Regions from separate parts of the Mus musculus genome. Here region 1 is linked to region 2. The links are chromatin contacts, found by Hi-C or POLR2A ChIA-PET in ENCODE. All regions are on one chromosome and are shown on one strand. Each heading gives the region's core, a stretch centred on a gene start or an enhancer-like site at or near the end of the contact. The rest is flanking DNA. Distances are from core to core; before and after follow the strand shown. Region 1 holds the start of Tpp1 (tripeptidyl peptidase I). Region 2 holds the start of Dnhd1 (dynein heavy chain domain 1).

Region 1 (5,605 bases), core at 2,038-4,537, 100 kb after region 2:
ATGTAGATGCTGCTGAGGGAGTCTTCATCGTCTCCGTAACTCACAGTATGTACATGTGGCAAAGATGACTCATTGCTAAGAAGCAGGAGCCATTGTAAGAAGGGCTCCTGTGCCTCATGGCGGCCTGAATTGTTTTAAAAGAAGGGATATGAATGGCCATTGGATGGTTGCTAGAATCTCCCTTCAGCCCATGGCATCCCCTTGATGAAATGAAGCAGAGACCAAAAGTCTACTCCAACCCATTTTCCCATCCCCCAACTAATTCTCTTAGCAATACCAGGGCTACTGTAGACCCAAGTGGAGATATTGGCACCAGCACTCATCAGGTATTCCACATCTAGACTGGCCTCGATCCCAGCTCGGCCTCGCCCTTGCTTTCCAACAACTTTTGCTACTGAGGCCTGGTGTGTAAAACTGCCACCGAATAGGCGCATGAACTCAGTCAGATCCGAGTTATGGAAGTACTGTTCCAGGAACTGTGGAAACATCCAAATCAGGAATTGTGGATCAGAGAGTGAGGCCCAGGGTAGTGAGGCACTAAAGATATCTTGAGGAGGTTGTGATGACCGCAGGGCTTTACATGGCTCACCTGGGCACAGGCCTGGCTATTGTTGGTGGTGCCTGAGCCCACATCTTTGGCTGTCAGGTTGTATCGCTGACGGAGCACAGACGGAGTCACTCCCAAGTGCAGGCTAACAGTTCCTACCTGTTGTGGTTCTGGACGTTGTCTTGGAGATGAAGGGGGGAAACGGTGCAGCCCCCCCACTGTGGAAAGGGGTCAGGCTTAAGGAGGTCTTACAGACACTACCACCCACTTCTCTACTGGAAAGATTCTATGCCTCTTTTGGCATCTAAAATTCTTCAGCCTGTAGACCTCCCTCCCACAACTTCCACCAACTCCATTGGGTTTACCAAAATCCACATGAGGGGCCAAGGCCTGGGGAAGCTGGTAGGGATGTGGGGACCTTATAACATGGGTCTTTGTAGGTCCCCCTACATAGCGATGAAACTCAGCTCCTGGGAGCAGCAGCTCAGCCTGTCTGGAAGTAAGAAAACAGAAACCATGGGAAGGAGTAGAAGAGTTGGCCTGAGCCCCACTTAGCAGCCTGCCATCATTTCCGTATGCATTACCTATACCCACAGGCTCCCAGCACGCTTTAAACTCCCCCAATTGGGGTATTTTGTCTCCTTGTAGGGACAATGGATTCTATGGGGAAATCATTACTTCTCACCGGACACTCAGCCAGCAAGTCAGAAAGTCCTGGGTGGTCACTGAATCGCAGTTCCGGGCTCCAGCTGCTGAGAGCCACTTTTGGACAGTGAGGAGGGTCAGGGGTGATGGTTGAACCAGCTCAGCTACATCCTCCAGGGTTAGGTACTTTCCTGCAGGGATTCAGAAGAGGCTCTCGTCCTCATTTGAGGCTTTCCTGGGTTGTCTGTCTGGACCTCAATCAGAGGACATCAAAACTTCCCGAGGAGGACTGTGTAGGGCTAGGCATAGTGAGAGTCAAAGGGAAGAAAAGGCTCGAGAGACATGAAACGTCATGGCCAGGAAAAATGCACAGCATGTGTTACCATGGTCACAAAAACTCAAGGACGTTAGTAAACTTTCAATATCCCATTTTAAGCTTATCTTCAAAAAGATTTCCCCAAACTTTTGGAGCCAGTTATACAGAACCTTCTAATTTAGCTCAGCTCTTCATCCTTGTTGATTTTAAACAACATAACGGTGAGTCATTCTTTCCTGCATATGAGGAGCTTCTTGGGTGCTCTAAGGATGCCCCCCCCTCCTCTCGCCTCCATTCTACACACACACACACACACACACACCCTTGCCTCACCATACAGGACTTTAAGCAGGGGAAGGATTCACTCCAGCCTGAGCACCATAGAGAATACTCTAGAATAGAGAAGGGACTGTTCTGGGGAGTGGGGTGAAGGAGAGGAAGCTTCAAACCAGTCCGGGTACTGGGCAGTAATCCAGAAAGAGAATAAACAACTGAGTTGGTAGCAAGAGGAATGGCCAGAGTGGATTAATCCAAAGACAATTTAGGACTTGAACTAGCAACAGAGGAGGGTGTGGCAGTGGCTATGAGAGTGGGGTAAGGTCCATGACTTGATCATGCACACACACTAAGTGCTAGTCCTCCATTTGAGAGCTGGTAGGGTAAGTGAACATTTCAATCTAGATCTGATTATGAATCATGTGTTCTTAAACACAGCTAGCTACCCCACACCCACCATCTTCCTGGCACTTGAACCTAGGGTTTTTCATATGCTCCGTAAGCACCCACCCTATCAATGAGCTAGCTAGGCCTCTAAAAAAAATTGGTTTTAATGTTGACAATATTGCTACACTGCCCAGGCATGCCTTGGATTCAAAATCGTCCTGTTTTAGTCCAAGTAGCTAGGATTATTACCTCATGCTACTAGGCTTAGATTTGTTCTTAGTTTTAAGACTGAAGAACTCAGGTGGAAATTTTGGTGTGTGTGTGTGTGTGTGTGTGTGTGTGTGTGTGTGTGTATGAATATGGCAGTTATTGTCATTTGTCTGTCATACCAGAAACATGGCCCTACATGATCTGCACCAGCCAGTGCCTGCCTGGTCCTGCCTCCCACTTCCTGCCCCAACTGATAGGCACCATATTGAGGAGAGCTAGGATCCGACACAGCCTGCACCAGCTCCGAGAGTCTTTCCAGGTTCCGCTGTTTCAGCGCAAAAGTGAGACTCAGCTCTTCCTCGGGATCCACGCGGCCCAGGGACACCCAGCCTGGAGGCAGCCTACAGGGTCAGGGACATGATTTGATTAGGCCATAACGAGAAATCCAGATCATGGAAAGTTTGGGATTAAGAACTGAGACTTTGGGTCGAATCCTAGATGCAGATAAGGATCATAGGAGATAAATGACCAGAGATTAAGCCGAGGGGGTGTCGAATAAGGCTACAGAGTGGGTACTAGGAGCAGTTGAGGATGAGGAAAGCTAGGACCAAGCGTCTGCAGAGACAGGCACCTGTAGTACTAAATCAACTCACATCCACCGCTGGTCCGGCTCAGGGTTGTAAGTGCATTTGCCGGCGATGACGAGAGCAAGGAGCCCTAGGAGGCTGCAGGGACAGCAGGTGGGTTTCATCAGGAGCCGAACCCTCATTGTACTCCTTCTACAACATGTAATCCCTCTAATGTAATCCCCCTTAGCTACCCTCCCCACCTCAGTTTCTCACCGGGCTTGGAGTCCCATTTTGGCTTTCAGGCTGATCTGTAGTCATGTGATAAGTCACATGAGCATGGTCTGGCACCTCCCCCATCTCCCTGCCTAGTAACTAGTGACGTTGCTGACTCCTCCCTCCCAAATGAGCTGTTCTGAATGCTGGGGCTGCTATTAGAATTCTATGCTGTGTTGAGCATCTAAGCCCAGGGCTCCTCTTCACCTGCTGCCCAAGTCTGTCTGTCTCTAAAGGAATCATAAAGGAGTGGGCTCTGAAGCCCCATAGGTATGGGCTGCTCCTGGCCGTACAATATTAGAAAAACAAGCTCTCAGAGCCTAGGTTTCTTCACTTAAAATTCAGTGACTGTTACGTAAAAGAAATGTGCCTCATACTTGGGAGTAAAAGTGGACATTGCAATAAAGCAAGCCTATGGAGCCAAGACTGACCTGGCAGACTCAACTAATGTGAGCTCTTATGAATGTGGACATTTCATGTTTCCAAGGTGTGTGTGTGTGGGGGGGGGGGGTTGGGGATTTCTTCACTTACCTACTCTTAATAATCACCATATCTTATTCCAGACCCTCAGGCTTAGGACCCTAGACTGCTTCCTACTCTGTCAGTCTCTGCAGGAAACCACTGCAGTTCAAGTCCTGACCATGTTAGAGGGGAAAGCAGCAGAGATCCCAAGGCTAGGCTTCTGAGCTCTCAGTGCCAACCCTACTCCTACATGTCCTGTTGTCCGCCCTCCCTCTGGGCCTCCTTGGCTACTGTGCCAGGTATCCACAGTGCTACGCCAGTGACTTCTGGTTACCCTGACAGAACAGAGCCAGAGGCTGGATACAAACTGCAGTTTATTAAGGCTCCAGAGTGAGAATTGGCACTTGTTCTGGGCAGGGGCAGGGATGTCAGAAGAACCCAAAAGAGCTGGGCCCAGATTGGAGGGACCTCCCCATCCCCCTAACCCCCAATAAATAAAGTCTCAGCTCCATCGCAGGGCGCTGGTGCAGGGCAGGAAGTCTTGGCTGAAGAGAACCCAAGGCTGTTGCCTCATTCTTATTTCTCTCCACACTGGATCTGGCCACAGGTCATGACCAACAGGCCCTCTGTGGTCCTAGTGCTGAAGGAACTGCAGAGAAATGTGGGACCTGTCCCAGCTATAAGAGTTTAAGGTGGAGAGCAGGGGACTGGTGGTGGCCTCCCCATAGTCAGTCATGGTCCGAGGCTGCCCAGGGCAGGCTGAGAATGGGGCCTGCTTTGGGGACACTGGACGTGTCCCAGGTCGGGGCCCAGTTAGGGCCACAGCTAGATGCGCAGCTCTGTGTCATCCGGAGGCTCCAGGCCAGACTCTGTACTGAGTGCTGAAGCTGAGGGGCCCTGGGCTACCCCGAATGGTGAGACAACGGGAGAGCGAGCAGCCAAAGGAGACAGTGAGGGTGAGAAGCTGGGGGACATGGCAGCTGAGGAGAGGGAGCCTTCATGGCTGATAGGGGAGCGGTGAGAGGCTGGTGGGAAGATGGCCCGGGCTACAGCTGTGCTTGCAGGCTTTGGGGGAACAGACTTGGCTCCTGGGTGTGCCACAGCAGTGATGAGGGGTGGTGGGTCAATACGGGGAGCTGGAGGACACGGACGAGCTTCATCCTTGAGCCGAGCAATCTCTGTGAAGACACTGGCCAGAGGCTGGAACTGAGGGCACCAGCTCAACAGGTAGTCCCAGTTATAGCTGCCACGGAGCTCTTCCTCACCAGCCACAATGGCCGTCAGTGCTCCAGCTACACACGGCTTCCCGTCTGCTGGGAAGCCATAGTCCCCAGCGGGTGCAGGGCTCAGGCCACAGCCCCCCAGGAAGGCTGTAGCAGTGGCTGGAGGCCCCTCCTCTCGGTACAGAGTGGCTCCTGCGCCTGGCAGCAGCAACCCTGCCTTTCTGCCCTTGTACCAGGTGTCAGGGGCAGGAGGCTCACAAGACGTGTCACTCAATCCATCCGCATCCTGCTGGATGCCAGAGTCAGGGCCTCGAGCAGCCAGGGAGGAGGCTACACTGGCCACTCGGGGAAACTCGTTGATCATGCGGATCTCGTCATCCTCTGCAGCCTCTGCTGAGCCTCTGCCACTTGAATGTGAAGGGTCCAGGGAGCCGCCACGAGGGTAGGGACCTCCAGCTCCTGGGCCACCGTAGCTGGGAAGAGTCTGATGATACAGATGTTCAGAGGGTGGTGGACTGGGGGGTTCCCGACCCAGTTTCTGTAAAGAGCTACTGGCTATCGGCGCTGTCTGTGACATCGGGCCAGGGGCTGCCTCAGCCTTGCGGCTTCGCGCCCGAACAAGGCCCAGGACCAGAGCTGCCAGGGCAAGCACCACCACAACTCCCAAGGAGGCTGCCACAGCCCCAACCAATAGCAA
Region 2 (5,955 bases), core at 1,598-4,097:
TTTTAGTTATATTTATATTAATTTTGTGTGCATATATATATATATATATATATATATATATATATATATATATATATATATATATATATATATATACACATACACACACACATACATACATACATGGACACAGGTCAAAATTCTGCTTCAAGATGCAGCACTAACTTCCACATGTGTGAAACAAATTCAACCCCCTTCTCCCTTACACATACACACAGAGACACACACATCTCTCTGGAGAACCCCGCCTTTTTTTTTTTTTTTTTTTTTTTTTTCAGGAGATGAGTTTGTGGTCAGCCTGGTTGGTCTACAGAGTGTTGAGTTCTAGGACAGCCAGAGCTATTACACAGAGAAACTCAGTCTCAAAGAAACAGGTGCCAATGTTATTATTTGAGAATAAAGAATGCCCATTTATTTTTGCCTGTCTGGAAAACTGTTGTGTCAAAGCCTAAACTTCTTGACCTTCTGCAACCTGTGGATTTCCCCACAAAAAGAGTTGGTTGGTTACCTATGTTCTTACTCATTCCACACTGAACCCTGTTATGTCTCACTCATGTCAATTATATCAAGAGTCTATTTTTGTGAGACTAAATATTTTATACACATAACATCATTTAATCTCATAATTGTCCTAGAAGTAGCCACTATTTTCATTTTCAAAACTATAAGCCAAGTGGCAAAATCAAGATTTTAATTTAGGCAATCTGATCCCAGAACCAGTCTTACCAATTAATATTGTTATCCATTGATACATTTTCCCCATATTTTACAATCATCTATTCATAGTACTTAGCACCAAGGACTGGAGATAGAGTAAGAGGCAATAAGAACAATTAGAATCTCTGCCACTATGGAGTTTGTATGTTTTTGTTTTTGTTGTTGCTGTTATGATTCTGTTTATTATTTTCTTTTTTATTAGATATTTTCATTATTTACATTTCAAATGTTATCCCCTTTCCTGGTTTCTCCTCCAAAAACTCCCTATCCCCTTCCCCCTCTCCCTGCTCACCAATCAATCTACCCACTCCCATCTCCTGGCACTGGCGGACCAAGGGCCTCTCCTCCCATTGATGACCGACAAGGCCATCTGCTACATATGTGGCTGGAGCCATGGTCCCTCCATGTGCACTCTTTGGTTGGTGGTCAGTCCCTGGGAGCTCTGTGGGTAATGGTTGGTTCATATTGTTGTTCCTCCTATGGGGCTGCAAACCTCTTCAGCTTCTTGGGTCCTTTCTCTAGTTCCTCCATTGGGGACCCTGTGCTTAGTCCAGTGGTTGACTGAGAACATCCACCTCTGTATTTGTCAGGCACTGGTAGAGCCTCTCAGGAGACAGCTATATTAGGTTCCTGTCAGCAAGCACTTGTTGGCATCCACAATAATGTCTGGGTTTGATGACTATATGGGATGGATCCCCTGTTGGGTCATTCTCTGCTCCACAGTTTGTCTCTGTAACTCCAGGAGCTTACATTTTTTATCAGGGTAAATGGATAAGCAAATATGAGATAGCAATCAAAGTATGGGGTAAAATTAGTTTGGGGAAAAGAGGGTCTGGACCTGGGAGAGTGCTGACTTCTGGGAAATTAAAGGATTCACTATAAGGGGATGCATGCCTGAGCAGAAACTTGAAATAAAAATTTGAGAACAATGTGGAGAAAAGTGCTCACTCTTGTATACAATCCTTCCACCAGTGAGATGAACCATCAAGGTTATACCTTCTAATCTTTCCCAAACAGCCCCAGCAAGGGACCAAACATTCAGATATATGAACCTATGGGGTCATTCTCATTCAAACCACCACAACCTTTGCAAAAAAAAGATTAGATGTGAAAGTTTTATTTTTGCCTAGGTCAGGGCAAGTGAAGGAGTGACACAGGCAACTTCCAGGTTGTGCCCTTCATAAAGAGGTGTGATTTCTTCTCTTCTTCATCTCACTAGTTGTAATGGGCCTAGGCAGAGGAGGTGATGAACTAACTCTCTTGGATCCTGAAAGCAAAGACTATTTGCTTAGCCTTAGAGAAAGCAGAACACTCTAACCATGGTCCTGGGAATACTCAAGCTTGAATGTGACTCAAGTGAGAGCAAACACTAAACTTCTAGTTGGACACATACATATAATTCTTTCCTTCAGGAGGTTGAGGCAGGGGAGTCATGACTTCAAGGACAGCTTTCATTTCTAGACTGGAGACTAAACCCAGGGCTTTGAGCATATGAGGCAAGTGTTGGACCACTGAGCTATGCCTCTCACCTGTGAGATCTGTATCTCAGACTTAAAACTTGAAATATATGAAATCAAACACCCTACTCCCCCCTCCCCCAAGTCTACTCTTTTTACTGTCTGGCCTATCAAAATTTCCACTGATTAGAATAAAATCTATAACAGAGGTAGGTTGCTTTCTTCCTTTCTCTCTTTCTTTCTTTCTTTCTTTCTTTCTTTCTTTCTTTCTTTCTTTCTTTCTTTCTTTCTTTCTTTCATAACTAAACCACTCACTACTAGATGTGTAGCTTGTTGAGAGAGATACAAGATGTTTGTCTTACTCGGGTTTCTTGTTGGGACTTGAGGTGGGACAGTTGGATATGCTGTCAAGGGAGGGGAGGGAAAAATCAGTGAGCGAGTGAGTCCCTAGGATTACACTTGCTTCCTACGACCACGCCCCTAATGCTGTTAGTGCCCCCAAATCAATCTTGTCATTCAGTCTCCCGCTCAGCCAGATTCTTTTTGGGCCTTTGGGGTGTCAGGTTAAAAGCAGTATGCTAGTGTGGCCTGGGTCCCGGTCCCGCCCCCAGGCCCCTCCCACATGCCTGTTGAACTCTCCTTCTAGCTCCGATTTGAGGCTCGGGCCTCCAGGATTCTGTAACGGTTCTAACAGCTGGGAGCAGGTGGTGCAGCTGAGTCCTCTGCTCTGGCTCTGGGATCTGCTACCCTTGCCCTCAGTGGCTCAGCTCTTCCAGTGCCTAGGGAGGCCCCTCCCACTGGCGCACCGGGAGCTGTCTTCTGCCACGTCTTTCCGCTAGGTGTCCTAAACTGCTTCCCTACCCAGTAGCCGGCTTTGCACTCTGGACCTTCTCAGTCTGTGGTAAAGGCTTCAGGGGACGGGAGCTTTGCTGCCTTTGAGTGACAACCCTTTTGTGTTTCCTTTTCAAGGTGGTTGCCAGCCTCCACTCTGAAGTTTTCCTCATGTGAACACAGTTTTTCCAAAGATTTTGCAAGCGTGTATCGGTCTCTGTGTTAAGTGACTGGAACTGAGTCTAAGTTCATTCACGACAGGGAGCGCTCCGCAATGAAACCTCATTCACAGACCAGTCCCCCTTCCCTTCCCATGCCTTCTACATCCTGCAGGCCAGGTGAGACGAGGCCTTGGAGGGTGGGAAGGAGCTCCTGGGCAGGGAGGGCTCCCTCTTGGACTTGTGCTAGTCCTTGACAGTGAGTGGCTCAGTAAGGGCCCTCTACTGGTCTTCCTATGCTCTGCAACTCTATATCCACCTTGCTGTCCTAACCCTACTGGCACAGCCCAGAGCCAGAACTTCTACATGTCCCTCCCTCCCTCCCCCCCCCCCCCCGCTGGGTCCCACAGGTCAGACCCAGAAGCCAAAAGCCTGGAATTGGCATTTGGACCCCGAGCTGTGGGCAAGATCTGTTCGACAGCAATTGAATACCTGCCTCCACTTTATTCTGGAAGAGAAGAAAAACCCATGGTTTTATACCCTTCAGTCTGGGCTCGTTGGATGTAGCTGCAGCGGACAAGAACACTCTTGGGACTGTCAAATGAAACAGGAGGATCTCAAGGCAGTGGTTGAATCAGAGCAGCGGACACTGCTGAAGCTGCTGCTGTCTGAGCTTCAGTCTCTGTTCTCAGCTGTGATGCAGGATGGCAGTTGTGAAGCTTGGCGCTATCTGCATGCAGTACTGGGCCTGTTGCCTCCATACCGTGAGATGCTAGCTGGTCAACTCGAGTTGCTGCCCTTCCTGGAGCAGCTGTACTGCTGGGCACCCAAGGTCCAAGCCCGGCTAGAGCTGGACCTGCTAGATGCCATAGACAAGGCCTTTCCCCCAGACAGTTCTTTGTTACATAGTTCTTCCCATGTTGACTGTGGTCTATGGATGAAGAGGTTTCATCGAGGGCCTCCATGCTCAGCATGCCCTTTTGTGAAGGCCCAGTGGGACCGGCAACAAAAAAAGGAATTGGCCACGTGGCTCCGACCATTGACACTGCCTGAGCTACAGCACTGTCTGGGCATTGTTGGTGCTGAGGTGGCCCTAGAAGAGACCCCATGGCTGGACAGCCTTAGTCTTTTGCCCTTGGCACTGGCTACAGACATCCCTGTACAGTATGAAAGCAGTGATACTGAGCAGGCAGAAGGCGAACCTGCTGGGAGAAAGTGAGTGGCATGGTTTGGGGCTTTAAGTAGAAGAGATAAAATGAATTAGTTTAGGTGCCTGCAGGGCTACTGGCTTCTTGAGCCAGCTCCTCATGGCTCTTCAGGATTAGCCCACCTCTAAAGTGAGCTGGACTAGGCTGCACCTTTTTCACTTGCAAAAACAAAGCTAATGTCTCAATGCTAATCTATAGGGAAACACTGAAATCAATAGCAGCCATTAGGAAGCCAAAACTTGACCTTGTAGTTTCCAGTCTTCTCAGACGGTGCCAGAAGCTTCTTTGGGGTTCATATTCTTGGTCATTTATATTTGCCAAAACATACTTTGGGGCATATATTGTGCTGGTCCTAGGAACTCTATATGGGGTCTTTGGTTACTCTAGGGAGTGCTTGCCTGGGTGGTCTTCCTCCACAGGTCTATGTGAACTATTCCAGGTCTAAAGCAAAGCACTGCCTCTATGTCAACTTCATGATCTGACAGTAAGGGTGGCCCCTTGAGTAATGATCTATTCCTTCCAGTCCCCCAATCTGGCTTCCAAAATCCTAGGATTTCAGAATGCCTAGAAGATCCCTTCTAGGAGTTCTTTTAGTATAGGAACTTCTTCCTAGCTCTGGCCTGCTTTTCCCTTTTTATGTCACTTGTCTATGATATATTCACTCTCTAGGCAGAAAAAAGCTAACTTTGCATGTAATCAAACATGACTTACTTGCTCATTTTTTGCTCTTAAATTTACGGTGGGCTCAATTTGTGACTTTTTCGTGACCTCTCAGATCCCTAATGGTGGGCAAGTGGGCAGGCTCCTGGAACTATGAAGGAAGGTGTCAAATGTCAACAATTTGGCTTCAATCTTCTCAGCCAAGCTTCCCTCCTGCCCCTAGCATGGGCCCAAGTCTAACTAACTCTTGGAAGACCTTAACAGAAATGGCTCTGGGCTGATATATCAGGAAGGAATCAAGTACTCATACCTGTATGAACTTGGCAGTCATCCTCTGAGGTCTAGGTAATACAGTTTACTCTTCTCCAGGACTGTCTTCCTAGGTTTTGGTTCATTTAATAACTTAATTGCTACTTGGATGTATCCAGATGCTGGGAATGTAAAAAAATTAGCCAAATAGATTTAGTTCTTTCCTATGAAATCAGTCTTACAGTTTTGTAAGGGAGATATTAGAACAAGTAAGGTATAATTAACAAATTGTAGTAAGTAGTATAAAACAAAAGGCTGTTGGCTATTGCCTGTGTACTCTTAGTGGGATGGGATTGGGAAGGGAAGGGGCTGGAACAGTAGGAGTAGAAAATTTGGATAGACATTAGATTAGTAAAGTGGGTTAGGAGGTGAAAGTGTGTCAGTGGGGCAGCAGTTAGTTGTATTACATGCTAGTGTGCATTTGGAAATGAATGGAAGACAGTGGAAGCACCATTTCATTCTTCATCAATACCTGCTTGAAAGAGAGAAAGACACTAGAATCAGAGTTTGAAGTAATTCTGGCATCTGGATGAGACTCTTGTTAAAGAAGAGGGATATTTTCAGCCTTTAAGACACAGAACCTGAGATGTAGGTACTCTGTGTTAAAGTATCTTT

The links. Hi-C counts contacts between places; a loop is a spot of excess contacts on that map. ChIA-PET counts read pairs that join two places held with the same protein, here RNA polymerase II (POLR2A).
Region 1: POLR2A ChIA-PET joins it to region 2 with 10 read pairs in embryonic stem cell. The contact joins the promoter of Tpp1 here to the promoter of Dnhd1 in region 2. A Hi-C loop is called at or near these places in 1 of 37 maps with a recorded cell type or tissue (adrenal gland). POLR2A ChIA-PET finds 5 or more read pairs at or near these places in 3 of 5 experiments (Patski and embryonic stem cell).

The regions. Positions count from the first base shown.
Region 1 is chr7:105,748,948-105,754,552 of GRCm38, forward strand. It overlaps Tpp1 (tripeptidyl peptidase I), which reads right to left and starts at 3,288. Exons shown (of 13, transcript NM_009906.6): 1 at 3,224-3,288; 2 at 3,035-3,106; 3 at 2,643-2,782; 4 at 1,233-1,383; 5 at 913-1,040; 6 at 590-765; 7 at 278-476; 8 at 1-124. The coding sequence starts at 3,240. Dchs1 (dachsous cadherin related 1) reads right to left here. Exons shown (of 21, transcript NM_001162943.1): 21 at 4,042-5,605. The coding sequence ends at 4,511.
Region 2 is chr7:105,647,929-105,653,883 of GRCm38, forward strand. Dnhd1 (dynein heavy chain domain 1) reads left to right here and starts at 2,848. Exons shown (of 44, transcript NM_001370803.1): 1 at 2,848-3,013; 2 at 3,144-3,343; 3 at 3,574-4,378. The coding sequence starts at 3,280. It also overlaps a transcript of Timm10b not described here.